Regions from separate parts of the Homo sapiens genome. Here region 2 is linked to region 1. Evidence: chromatin contacts called from ENCODE Hi-C data. All regions are on one chromosome and are shown on one strand. Each heading gives the region's core, a stretch centred on a gene start or an enhancer-like site at or near the end of the contact. The rest is flanking DNA. Distances are from core to core; before and after follow the strand shown.

Region 1 (6,982 bases), core at 2,261-4,760:
TGGAATATTTTATGCCTACTGATTTTTTTTGACTGCTTGTTATATTAGTTAATGTGATTGTGACTTTGTCTATTTCTCCTTTAAGTTGTTGGCTTTTAAATTTATATACTCTGAGGCTGGTTATTAAGCAAATAAACATTTAGAATTCTTATGGTTTTCTGCGTCATGACCCTTTTATCATTATGAAATGTCCCTATTTATCTCTCTGTAATATTATAATGCTTCTGTGTTAATAGCTATTTTTTCTAATATTAATATTGCTACCCAGCCATGTTTTGGTTTGATATTTTATCTTCCATTTTTGCCTTCTTTTAGATTTAGTAAGTATTTTTCATTATTCCATTTCTCCCTTTTCTTAGTTGTTAGTTATATACTATTTCATAATTCTGTTAGTGATTACCTAAATGATGGCAATATGCAATCTTGATTTGCTACCATAAATTCATTATTTTACCACTGCCTGGATAATGGAAGAACATTATTGTTTTTAAACTCTTTGTCAGCACCTCACCCCCTGAATTCTCTCTATATTTTACATTTCAGAAGTCATTACTATTACTGTTTTGAATAGTCAATATATATCTAGTTTCACTTACATATTTACCATTTCCAGTGATACTCTTCATTATTTTTTGCACCATTGGGATTTCATCTGGCATCATTTTTTTTTCATCTGGCATCATTTTTTTAACCCGAAGAACCCTCTTTAATATTTCTTTTGACATGGGTCTGCTGGAAACAATTTACATGAGTTTTGTTTATCTGAAAACATCTTTATTTTGCCTTCATTTCTTAAGGATATTTCCACTGTGTAAAATTCTGGATTTGTCATTATTTAAAGCATATGAAAGATGTTGTTTCATGATTTTCTTGCTTCCATTGTTTCTTTTGAGAAGTCAGCTTATATTATTGTTAAAGTTTGATTTTTTTCTCCAGCTGCTTTTAAGCTTTTCCTTCTATCTTTTGTTTTCAGCATTTTTACAAAAATTTTCCTAAATTGTGAATTTCTTTGTATACGTCCTGGTTGACATTAACAGTGCTCTTGGATCAGTGTTTTGTCAGGAAATTTTTAGCAGAGTCTCTTCTTGCTTCTGTCTCATTTTTTCAAGGGTCTTGTTGGAGTCCAATTATTCCATTTACTATGTTAGACCTTTTCAGTTTTTTCAAATATCTGTCATGCTTTTTTTTTTCTTTTGAGATAGGGTCTCACTCTGTTGCCCAGGCTGGAGTGCAGTGGCTTGATTACAGCTCACTGCAGCCTCGGCCTCCTGGGCTCAAGCAATCCTGATCGTCCTGCCCTAGCTTCCTCAATAGCTAGGACTACAAGTGCATACCACCATACCTGACTAATTTTTAAATTTGTTGTAGAGATATGGTCTCACTTTGCTGCCCAGGCTGGTCTCAAACTCCTGGACTCAAGTGATCCTCCCACCTCAGCCTCCCAAAGTGCTGGGATTACAGATGCGAGCCACCATGCTAGGCCAGTCATGCTTTTTTGTTTGTTTTTAGTTCTTTTTCTGTGCATAACTTTTGTTATTCATTTATTTAGATTTTTTAGGAAAACCAGCAGCAGAACACTTAAGATCAATAATAATAAAGAACAGTTACCTCATTTCTATTTGATTTTTACAGAGACTTTTTGCCAAGAGTACTAAGACTAGTACCTTCTATGACACCCCAACTCTGACAAGAGGCAGTAACCACTAATATACATTCTCCTCTCCCTTATTTGGAGATGAATTCAGATACATTAAACTGCAAGTAATTTTACGCTTAAGCCTTGTACAACACTAAAATATACAGTAATAATAGTCATTATACAAATGTATGGTTGAGTTTATGATATGGTTAGGATCTGTGTCTGTGCCCAAATCTCATGTTAAATTATAATCCCCAATGTTGGAGGAGGGACCTGGTGGGAGGTGATTGGATCATGAGGGCAGAGTTCTCTTGAATGGTTTGACACCATTCCTGCCTTGGCACTGTATAGTGAGTGAGTTTATCATGAGATCTGGTTTTTTAAAAGTGTGTGGCAGATCACGAGGTCAGGAGTTCGAGACCAGCCTGACCAACCTGGTGAAACCCCGTCTCTACTAAAAATACAAAAATTAGCCGGGTGTGGTGGTGGGCGCCTGTAATCCCAGCTACTCGGGAGGCTGAGGCAGGAGAATCGCGTGAACCCGGGAGGCGGAGTTTGCAGTGAGCTGAGATCATGCCACTGCACTCTAGCCTGGGCGACAGTGCGAGACTGAAAAAAAAAAAAAAAGTGTGTGGCACCTCCCTGCCTCCCTGCACCCTCTCTCTTCCTCTTACTCCGGCCACGTGATAGCTGCACTCCCCCTTCCCCTTCTGCCACAACTGTCCATTTCCTGAGGCCTCCCCAGGAGTGGAGCAGATGCCAGCATCATGCTTCGTGTACAGCCTGTGGAACCATGAGCCAATTAAACCCCTTTTCTTTATAAATTACCCAGTCTCAGGTATATCTTTATAGCAATATGAGAGTGGACTACTACAGCTTACCTTTGAGTGTTTTACACATTTATGGGTATGCTTTTTGTTTGTAACCATAATTAGGAAGGCGAGAGCATTACTGGTCTTTATTGGACTGGGGCTACGAATGCTATGTAGTCTGCAATGGAAGGGACAGGTCCATACAAGGGATCAATAGTTATACTTCATGCAGGATTTCCAACAGTTCTGCTAGAGTATTCATGTAGGTGACATGCCTGCTAATAATGATCTAACCTTATACTCTTAGTACCTTTTACATATGAACCCTAAAATACATTTTTTAAATCCTTTAGATAAGAGATTGAATTCTTCATGGATAGTACACAGAGGGTATATTATGTTTTGTTTGTTTGGAACTTTACAGAGAATTCGCCACAATTTTGGAAAACCACATCAACTACCTTACTTTGCTGGCGGTATGTTTGTTGCTTATACAACTAATGCTTTGTCAGCAATGAAGCACATCATCTGAATATGCAGTTGAGGGGATTCTACATAGATAGATGCAAGCATCTGATCACTTCATTGGTCTTCCGCATTTCATAAGGAGAAAAATATTACCTTGTTATAAATTACTTCATTTTTTCCTTCAAGTTGAAGCATCGTCGTGTATATTGATTTAAAAATTATATGTGTAGGCATGTGATATTAGTTACTAATTTTAGCTGAAGATAATTATAATTTTATTTCAGATTTCTGTTATTAAAAAGGTCTGGAATCGGATAGGTTGAGATCAACCCGATACCACGATATTTGCTAAAATTTATTTGAACACACAGAAAAGTCCCAACACAGAGAACTCTTTATTACTATTATTTATTATTTCTACTATTCTTTTAAAAAATTATTATCGTTACACGCAGCGGTTTTAGGCACTATGAAGTGTTTATTGCCTCGGGGCTGGGAACCTTTGCGCCCTTCTTCAGCTGTGCTCTCAGGCAGTTACCGGCCAGACCCGGACCGGAACCTTGGCGCGGTGACGCTAGTTTCCGGCGGGCTACTTAGAGCGCCGAACAGCTCTGGGCCAAAGGACCATGAGAGGGCCGGAGCCGGGTCCCCAACCGACGATGGAGGGAGACGTGCTGGACACACTGGAGGCGCTGGGGTGAGTGCTTTTGGAGACGCCTTTTCCCTGAAAACGCAACCTCTCCTTGGCCTGGCTGCTTAGCCTACTTCCCTTGGGCCTCTGTGGGCCTGGGCGGCCATGTGTAGGCCTCCTTCCCTGCCTCGATCCCTCCGGCGCCGACGGAGTTAAGCGGGAGGCGGGAGAGAAATCTATTTGGGGGGTGGAGCAGGGCCGGAGAGCTGGGGTTCGTGGCCCCCTCTTCGAAACTTCTTGCCTCGAAACTCTGTTGCAGGAATCCGCCGGGTGGCGCGGAGCGGCCCTTCTAGCACCGGTTTTCTGGGCTAGCTCGCGCCCGCAGGTGATATTTGTGTTGACGTAGTTCTGGCGCCCGGAGGGAGGTGCTGGAACCTGAGCTGCTGTTGAGGACTGTTGTCTCCTACAATGTACAACTTGTGGCTTACTTGGGGCTCTGGAGCGAATGGCTTTTACTTTGACCGGAGAAAGTGTTGTAGTTCATTGCGAGTTCGTTCTTTCAACCATTTCGTCCGTTCGTCAACGTGTATATTAGCTTGTATATTAATTTACACATATTTACGTTTGTAAATTTCCCCTAGGCAAGGGAAAAGGATAGTTTTTCAGATTACTCTTGGCTTACATAGTCGCGCAGGCTGCAAGTCTGCTGCCGGCTGGTATTTACAGTGCAGAATGGTAAGTGCTGTGAGAACTCAGGGTGGAGGTGGGAGTAATGTTAATACTTAACAAGTGTGGTGGTTCGTAATCTCCCCCTCAACCTCATCCTGTTTTTTTCCACACAGCTCTTGTCCCCATCCCAAATTATCATGTCCTGCCCATTCATTTGTCTCTTGAACTCTGCTTCTCCCTCGTTTTATTCCTCCTCCTCCCCAAGTCAGCTCCTGGAAAACTGATGCTTTGCATATTTTATTCACCGATGTTTTCCCAGCAACACACTAGAACGGAGTCTTTTACAGTAAATAGTGGTTGAATGAATGAGTAAATGAATGAAGAAAAGCTTAGAGAAGAGTCCACAGCAGTAAGCATAGGACCAGATAGTTGAGTCATACAGTGCACATTAAATAAAGAGCTTGGAGCCATCTGCACATTTGTTTGCCCTGCTACGTGCTGCTGTTTCTTGATAGGGGAAGCTGTGCCTTTGCAGCGTTATTATGAAGCTTGAACCAATCCCACACCCCACTTTATCTTCTCTAAAACTGCATTTGCCCCTCTATCAATTGTTTCTTTAGTTGAACCCTGATAATACCTACTTTGCAGTGACCCAGGGTTACGGAGTCTTGCACTTAGTAGATCGTGAATACATATTTGTCAAACGAAAGAACAGTGCCATTGATTATTTAGGGGGCATTTTTACTTCTGTGAAGTCCCTTGGAAGTTCTCACTTAACTTGGTTAAGAAGGAACCAAAACAAGAACTGAAAATACTTAGTAGAATTATTTAGGCTCCAAACAGTTTGAGCTCCCAAGTACTTCAGGTAAGAATATTGGGAACTCATAAATGGTTTATGAAAAAGGAAAAGGCAGTGCTTTTCTTCTTTCTTCATTTCTTGAACTTATTGTTCATATTATAAGTGTTTTAGAAAATTCATTGCTATAATCTTGATTTTTATCAAGGAAAATTAGTCAGATTATTCAACATGGAAAGTAAAACAGTTTACACACTCCAAAATTAGTTTTTCCTGGAATAACTATGAGGGCAACATTTTGAAGTTTGAATTCTCCTATGATAATACGATGTGAAAAAAGTAGTTATTTACAATATGTGTTGTAATGGAACACTGTGTTTTCAAATATCCATGTAGATAGTGAATAATGCATTTTCTGTTGTAAGGTATTGAGGATATCAGCAAAGGTACTTCAGTTTGTCATGTAAAATAAATTAATGGGAGGCATTTGAAGGGAAAAATCTATGTGAAAGGACAATTTAGTGATACAGGTGAAAACAGGATAGGCTAGGAGTCAGTCAGTTTTCTCATCTGTGAAAAGAGAGGGCTGGAGCAGATGATTTTAGAAGTCTCTTTCAGTTCTGATAGTCTCTGATTTTGTGGAATAGTAGATCTCAACACTGGAAGTACATCAGAGTCGTGTGGAACTTGTGAAAAACTGTTCCAGTCTAGTATATACCATAGACTGACCGAATCATAATCTTCAGAGGTACAGTACAGACCTGCATATTTTTAAAAAGATTCACAGACTCAGTTGAGAAACACTACTATGGAGAGAAGTTTCCTTTAAATATTTATTGAACACACTGTATATTGGACCTCGTTCTGAGGAGTCAGTGGTGAGCAAAATAGACTTGGTTCCTACCCTTGTGGAGTTTATAATCTAGTGGAGAAACAGACATGATCACAAAAACAATTATAAACTATAATAAATGTGTCAAAGGAAAAGAACAGGGTGATGTAACAGGAGGATCTAAGAAGTCTTAGGGGTTAGTGATAGATTCCTGAGGAAGTGACATTTGAGTTGAAATAAGAAGGGTGAATAGAAATTAAGTAGTTAAGGTTGGATGGATGAAAAAGGGGGACAAAGATATCCTTACAGTGAGAAGAAAATGTGAAGACTTTGAAATGTGAAGGAGCTTGCTGTATTAGAAGAACTGGAAGGAGGCTAATGTGGTTGGAAGGCAGAGTGTGAGGGGCAGAGTGGTGGGAAATTGGATTCAAGAGTTAGGTGAAAATCAGGGCATGCAGCCCCTTTTAGTCTGTGTTGTGGATTTTATTCTTGATCATAACAGCAATGGGATGTGATCGAATAATTTTAAATAAAAAGGGAGTGGTTAGATGTCTAGTTTGAAAGTTACATCTGTCAGCAAGATGGAAAATAGATTGGAGAATTTAGTTAATAGTCTGTGAAAGAAATGATGGTTGCTTAGTGGCAGTGGATATGGGAAGAACTACATTACTGAACTTAGTGATTGATTGGATATTAAAATTCAAGGATTCATTTCTCTTTATTTTAAAAAATTTTTTAGATACAGGGTCTTGTTATGATACCCGGGCTAGTCTTGAACTCCTGGCCTCAAATGATCTCCTGCCTTGGCTTCTCAAAGTGTTGGGATTACAGGTGTGAGCCACCACGCCCCAACAGATTAATTTCTTCAGTTGGTATTTATTGAGCACCAAAATGAAATGATACACCTTAGAATCTAAATTGGATACAGAAGAATGTGAAGATAGGAGAGAGTTGGTAAATATGGAGAATGCAGAGGAATCAATGAATGGAGGTAATGATGATATCAAAGAATAGTTATAGGTGAGTGGTCGAAGAAGCAAGTGGAAGGATAAATAAGAGGTTGTGGTCAGGGAGCCACATGTTTGGATAAGTGATTTTGGAGGTGCAGTGGTTGTAAGTAATGGCAAGGGTGCAA
Region 2 (6,546 bases), core at 1-2,500, 1.6 Mb after region 1:
ATTTCCACAAGAGCTTTAGCAGAACTAACGACTGTCTGACCTCTACCTTCTTATTTTATTCTTGAGGTTTCCACTACTAAAGTATAGGAAGGTCCTGGTCTCAAAAATAGCCACACAGGGCAAAAGGGAAAAACAAATAAAAGCCTGGTTCAGAAACGCCCCATCCTCTGTTAAGTTCAAGTCTTTACATTTCAAAAGACAGCCTTAGAAATTAAGCTCACCACAGTGCTGATCTTCTTCTTCCCATCGGTAGCTCTTAACAGACACTTGTTGTCTGCGGGCTCAAAGCCCTCCACAGTACCCTTCTTTGGAATGGGTTTGGTTCGACCGTCATCTGAAGGAAAAAATGCATCCTGGTGAACACGGCCGCGTACGTGGCTGAGCGGCAGACAAACAGTTAAAACAGAGGAGTGGGGTAAGTGATGACCTAACCCAGCCCCGCTGCTCTAGTTTTGTTAAACACCTCATCTGCTATCACGGTCTGGCGAAACCCTGGAGAAACTATTATTTCCACGACGGAAACATGTAATATCGAAGCACGTTAAATTCCACTCAAAGTGGCGGCGTCTGGGATCCCTGACAAAGAGCCCTGGGCTGCTTGGGGCCCATTGTTACCAGAAGCAACCTAGGCGGCTCAGTGCTGGGGACTGAGCCAGCTACAATCCCTACTATTTTCCGGGCCCGAAGCCCCGAATGTGCTCAGTACAGGGTGGGGAAAGGTAGAGGAAGGCGGCGGTCCGCGGCAGACAGACTCCGGTGGCTCCCAGACACCGGGAACCCAGGGAGCATCGCCCGGCTCCCCTCCCGCTGCTTACACTTCTTCAAGGTGATATAGACGCTGCCCGACGTCCGGCACTTCTGGAAAAGTCTGGTCAGCTCCGTCAGGAACTGGAAAACAACAGGCCCAGCCCCGTTAGCCAGCCCCAAATCCTCGTCCTGCCGCGTCAAGGCCCTGGTCCTCCTGCAGGAGGCACAGGTCTCGAGTAACGCCTGAGCCGCCCCCTTCCCTCGGCCGGCCAGGCCTAGCCATACCTGCTCGCTCTCCAACAACACCATCGCGGCGACGCTGGCTCGACTCCCTCCGCTTAAGCCCCTAGCAGTGAGAGCCGGAAGTTCGGCCTAGGCTGGGCGGGACTTCCGCTACTAGACTTCCATTGTCTTCCACCAATCTCTTCTCTTCCACCAATCCCGGCCTGCGCCCTCCCCCCTCCCCGCCCGCCTAGCGCCCGCGCCCTGGGACGTCCGGGGGCCTGTGACCCGGAGGCGCTGGGGCTGTCCTGGGTCGTCACATGCGAGAAATCGTCTCACCCCAGCCAGTGTGACGGAGTGAGAGCAAAAGAAAGTTTTGATAGCAGCGTACGATTTATATTCAGCTGTATGCTGGGCAGGTAACCTAACAACTCAGTGACTCAGTTTCCTTATCCATAAAGTAAGGGTAATGATAGTATCTACCGCGCAGTGTGGTCGTGAAGCGTAAATGAAACTCAGATTAAATACGTAGAACAGTGCCTGGCACATAGAGCGTGTTCAGTAGGTATCAGCTATTGTTCTTTTCATTATTGTCATTATAAGTTCCTGTAGAGATCCTTTAAACTCTCCCTAAACGCTGACCTGCAGCTCTAGCCAGAAGGGCTGGGCCGGGCGTGGTGGCTCACGCCTGTAATCCCGGCACTTTGGGAGGCCGAGGCGGGTGGATCACGAGGTCAGGAGATTGAGACCATCCTGGCTAACACGGTGAAACGCTGTCTCTACTAAAAATACAAAAAAGTTAGCCGGGCGTGGTGGCGGGCACCTGTAATCCTAGCTACTCGGGAGGCTGAGGCAGGAGAATGGCGTGAACCCAGGAGGCAGAGCTTGCAGTGAGCTGAGATCGCGCCACTGCACTCCAGCCTGGAAGACAGAGCGAGACTCCGTCTCAAAAAAAAAAAAAAAAAAAAAAAAAATGAGGGGCTGGAGCCCAGTCTTTAGTTCTACCTCTGATTAGTCAGGAGAACTAGGTTGTAAGCCCTCTCTGCCACTAGCCAACTTGAACCCTGGGCCCTCTATAAAGTCAAGCATTCCACCACACAAGAGGTTTTCGCTGAGTGCCTCTCAGTCTGTGCCAGGCACGGTTGTAGAGGTTGGGGATGCAGCAGGATAAGAAAAGCTAAGTTCCTGGTTTCCTGGAAGTTGGGTTAAAGGGGCAGGGAGGAAATAAACAATGAAGCAAACAAGTAAGTAGTACAGCTTCAGATAATGAATTCCGTGAGACAGCCTAAGCAGGGCTGTATAATGAGAGTGGGAAGGGGACTGCCTGGGTTGGGGTCAGGGGAGTTCTCGTCGAAAAGGAGAACTTTGAGTTGAAAGCTGAAAGGACCAGCCATCCAAAGATCTAGGGACACAGTGTTTCAGACACAGGGAACGGCTAGAGCAAAACCTTCAAAGGGGAAACAAGTTGCCCTGTGTCTGTAAGACTGGCAGGTGCGGGTGGGGGTGAGGAGGGCTTGTGGAGCAAGGAGTAAAGGAGTATGGAGAGGTAGCTGGGGACCAGATTATGTAGGGCCCGTGACCATAGTAAGCCTGGATTTTGTTCTAGATACAAAGAGAAGACTCGTTAAGGAAGTTTTCAACAGAACACTGAAAATCTGATTTATATTTTTTAAAGATCCCCCTGTCTGTGTTGTGGAGAATGCACTGTAGAGAGACAGGGCAGGAAATGAGGAGCCCAGTTAGGAGATTCAAACTTAATGGCTTAAATATGTTCACTCTCTGATTTCACATTTTCTTCCAAATGGCCAGCGCCCGTTGCCCACTTCCTGCCCTAGGCTGATGACCTTGTGTAGCCAACCTGTATTGGCTTTTGGTTCTCCAGCATTTGAACCTGTTTGCAATCCCCTGTTGTGTGGGTTTTGGTGAGAGGCAATAAATAAATAAATAGAAGGGTCAGAGGGTCACTCTCTCAACTGCCCTCAGCACCTGGGCTCAAGCATATGACCTAACGTGGGTCAATCTGGTGCTCTCAACCAGGACTTTGACTTCTGAGCTAGTAATACCAAGGCCCAGGGCTCTTGCATGGGTGTCCAGTCATTTGAATGTGAGGATGTTTTTGCTCATCTGTATTGGCAGATATCATGAAAATTATGCATGGGCCCTTTTTAAAAAAATTTTATCTCATCAGCTATCATTAGTGTTAGTGTGTTTTACATATGGCCCAGGACGATTCTTTCAATGTGGCCCAGGGAAGCCAAAAGGTTGGACACGCATGCTAGAGGTTATTCATATGGTGCCATCACAAAGTGGTCTTGTGTTGGCGGCCCTATAGGAGGGGTTTTCACCAGACTGTTCTAATCTTTGCTAGTCTTGAGGTGTGCGAAGATGACTCCCCAATTTTTAATTATAGCTTTTACCTCTGTATTGAGCTCCAAACTTGCATATTCAGCTGTCCACTTGGTAGTTCCACCTGGATGTGTAATGAGCATCTCAGATATTACGTGACCAAATCAAAACTTTTTACTTCCCACATCTTTGCTATTTATTAAATGGCACCACCGTCTGACCAGTTACTCAAATAAAAACAACCATGAATCATCCCAGATTCCTTTTTCTTTTTGAGGCAGGGTCTCACTCTGTCACCCAGGCTAGAGTGCAGTGGTGCAATCTCGGCTCACTGCAGCGTCCACCTCTCAGGCTCAAGCTATCCTCCAGCCTCAGCCTCCTAAGTACTTGGGTCTATAGGCATGAGCCGCTGCCACCAGCTGTTCTTTTTCTTTTAATTTTCACATCTACACCTGCATGAGTCCTGTTAGCTATCTTGAAAGTTTAATCTGATTGCAATCACACTAGCATCTGGACTTCTGCAAAAATCTCGGTGGCAGGCTGGATGATCCCCCAGAGATGTCTATGTCCTAGTACATGGAATGCGTGCATTGCACTGGATCCAGTGCAATTCAACTACTGATGGAATATTCTTTGGGCTTTGTTTTTCTGTGGGAAATGACCAAGAGCACCTATTCAGAAGTCAAAGTGATCGGGGTTCAGATCCTACGTCTGCTACTTATTGATTATGTGGCCTCAGGCAACCTCTCAAGGCCTAAGTCTCTTCACTAGCAAAGTAACAAAATAATGCTTACTTCATTGAGATTATGAAGATTGTATAAAATACTATATGTAAGAGCCTTAGGCTTGCTCTAATATGGTAAATATAGATGTTTAAATTAATTTTAAAATTTTAATTCCTCAATCACACTAGCCACATTTCAAGGATTCAGTAGCAATATGTGGCTTGGATAGTACAGATGTAGAGCATTTCCATCATCACAAATTCTACTGGACAGCGCTATCATTGATAACATTGGGCCTAGCACATAGTAAATGCCCAATAAACAGTATAGTATCAAATAGTGTTATTACTTATAGACCACACACCTTCCATCATTTCAACATCACCATCCTGATTTCTGCCATTATCTTAATACCACCTGTACTGTTAGTTAATATTTTTCTTTAAATTGACTCACTTTCTACTTGTGTATTTAATATCATGATCATAAGTGGAAAACCAGTATCATTTGCCATAAATAAAAGGGATCATAAAAGGAAGTACTATGAAGTAAAATAATGTTGCTAAATTTAAATTTTTGAGATTAAAAAAATTAAAACAGTAAAAGCAATGATAAAGTTCATTGATTTATAAGACTATATCTGAAAATAAATTCATCAGTGAGAAAAATGGTATTGTATGTGATCAATCAGGAATAAAGGTAGCTCAGGGGTACAATGAAATTGAGAGTTTATGTCAATATAACATGGTTAAATTTTGATGTTTTCCAGCACCCCAAATCCTAACTTGCAATTATGTGTGATTAGGGTAACATATCATTCATCAAATTGTAATTTAAATGCATAATAGAGATTAATGGCTTTTGGCCTTGGAGCAGAGCAGTATGTATGTGAGGCATGGCGCTGGGTCACTGTCTCTAAGTCATGCAGGCCACACACCTTCCTGCTCCCTCTCAGTTTTTCCTCTCCCTTTCACAGTTCTAGGAGAACCATGACATGAAAATGGTTCCCAAATCCTTTCCCACATCATGGGGGCTTCATCAAAGGCCTAGGCAGCACCAAGAGCAAAACGAAGGCCCTGGGCACAAAACACCGTACCAGCTTTGGCCACTTCCCCATGGGAAGACGGGCAGAGAAAAGTACCCCTGCTCCTCAGGGCCTAGCCGACCTAAGGGACCTGAATAAGTATGCTTGTTTGTACAACCTGAGATTGTCTCTCCCAAAATGCAGGGGTAATGTGTTTTTTCCTCAGACAGAGCACACTTTAATTTATTAGGTGTTTAATTAGAGTTGGTTTTGAATTAGGGTCAGGAATTTGGTTAGGGTTTGAATTAGGGTCAAGGATCTTGTTCAGGTTAGGGTTGATTAATTTGCAGCTGCAGTTACTCTAATGCAATTACACTTTGCAGTGCCTGGAAAGTATAATGCTTAAAAACACAGTCGCTAGTTCCTGGATGGGGTTCCTAGCTGGGGTAGTCAAGGCTGCAATAAGCCATGATTGTGCCACTGCACTCCAGTCAGGGAAACAGTGAGATGCTGTCTCAAAAAAATTTTGTATTATGTTTAACCTATTATTAATAAGGAAACCAGATGTATGTTACAATCCATTCAAAGGGGAATCCAGTAAACATCAGGAATTCTGGAATGAATTTGTAAATGGAAGTAAAATTGGATTTTGCACAGGAGGGACCCAGGGTTGTCCCTTCACTGAACAGAAGCATTTGTACATCCATAGACAAGAATCCTCTGCATTGCCATTGAGTCTCTACAACCTACAGAGTTGTAAAATAGCGCAAAGGAAATAAAAGGCTAGAAATCAGCTAATCCAGAAGGCTGTGTTCTAATCAATGTATAATTTTTCATTGGAAACATCCACTATTTTTTATTTTGTTTTGTTTTTTGTTATTGTTGTTTTTGAGTTTATCTTTTTCTTTAATGTATTTGTTTCCACTAATCTTTTTTGCATATTCCAAAATTGCTTAAGTCTCTCTGTGCCTCAGTGTCCTCATCTGTAAAATGGGGAAGTCATAAAAGTGCCTACCTCATGTCAAGGGGAGGAGTAAATGAGCTAAGGGATGCATTATTACACTGCAGTCCCTTAGTTGGGAGTGGGCTGTTCTACGTCCTCCTCGTCAAGGTGGATTCATTCTACAGGAGCAGATTGCAACAAGACACTGTGCACCTTACGGAGGACTGGCCTCTGGGCTAGTTTAACTTTTCAGTTTCAGTCTGAGGGGAACTATACCTTGGGCTCTGAGCTGCCTCACCGTAGCTCCAGTGTGCTGATTTAAGGGTCAGTTCTGGATGAAGGAAGGAGGGTATCATCTAAACACATCGAGGAATGGCACTGGGCAGGTCTGGCTTTGGGATGACAAATTTTAGAACCTAAGGCTGGGAGACCTCCCACGTCAGCGGGAGGTGGTTAGCTCTGGTGGAGCCATCCTAGAGAAGGCCAGAGGAGTGGCCGGAGGGAGATGAGAGTGTGTCCTAGAAGCCTGGGTGCCCGGA

Evidence for each region. Hi-C counts contacts between places; a loop is a spot of excess contacts on that map. Pooled maps may share reads with other maps.
Region 2: a loop to region 1 is called in a pooled map, with 8 times the contacts of the local background. The contact joins the promoter of SRP14-DT here to the promoter of FAM98B in region 1. A Hi-C loop is called at or near these places in 7 of 50 pooled maps.

Annotation. Positions count from the first base shown.
Region 1 is chr15:38,450,617-38,457,598 of GRCh38, forward strand. FAM98B (family with sequence similarity 98 member B) reads left to right here and starts at 3,511. Exons shown (of 8, transcript NM_173611.4): 1 at 3,511-3,616. The coding sequence starts at 3,546. RefSeq lists enhancers at 3,659-3,768, 3,829-3,928.
Region 2 is chr15:40,038,061-40,044,606 of GRCh38, forward strand. It overlaps SRP14-DT (SRP14 divergent transcript), which reads left to right and starts at 1,251. Exons shown (of 3, transcript NR_040060.1): 1 at 1,251-1,388. SRP14 (signal recognition particle 14) reads right to left here and starts at 1,121. Exons shown (of 5, transcript NM_003134.6): 1 at 1,033-1,121; 2 at 816-888; 3 at 222-334. The coding sequence starts at 1,056. LOC124903471 (a long non-coding RNA gene) reads left to right here. Exons shown (of 2, transcript XR_007064596.1): 2 at 1-349. RefSeq lists enhancers at 139-1,084, 785-834, 855-1,034, 1,085-2,029 and a silencer at 1,115-1,324.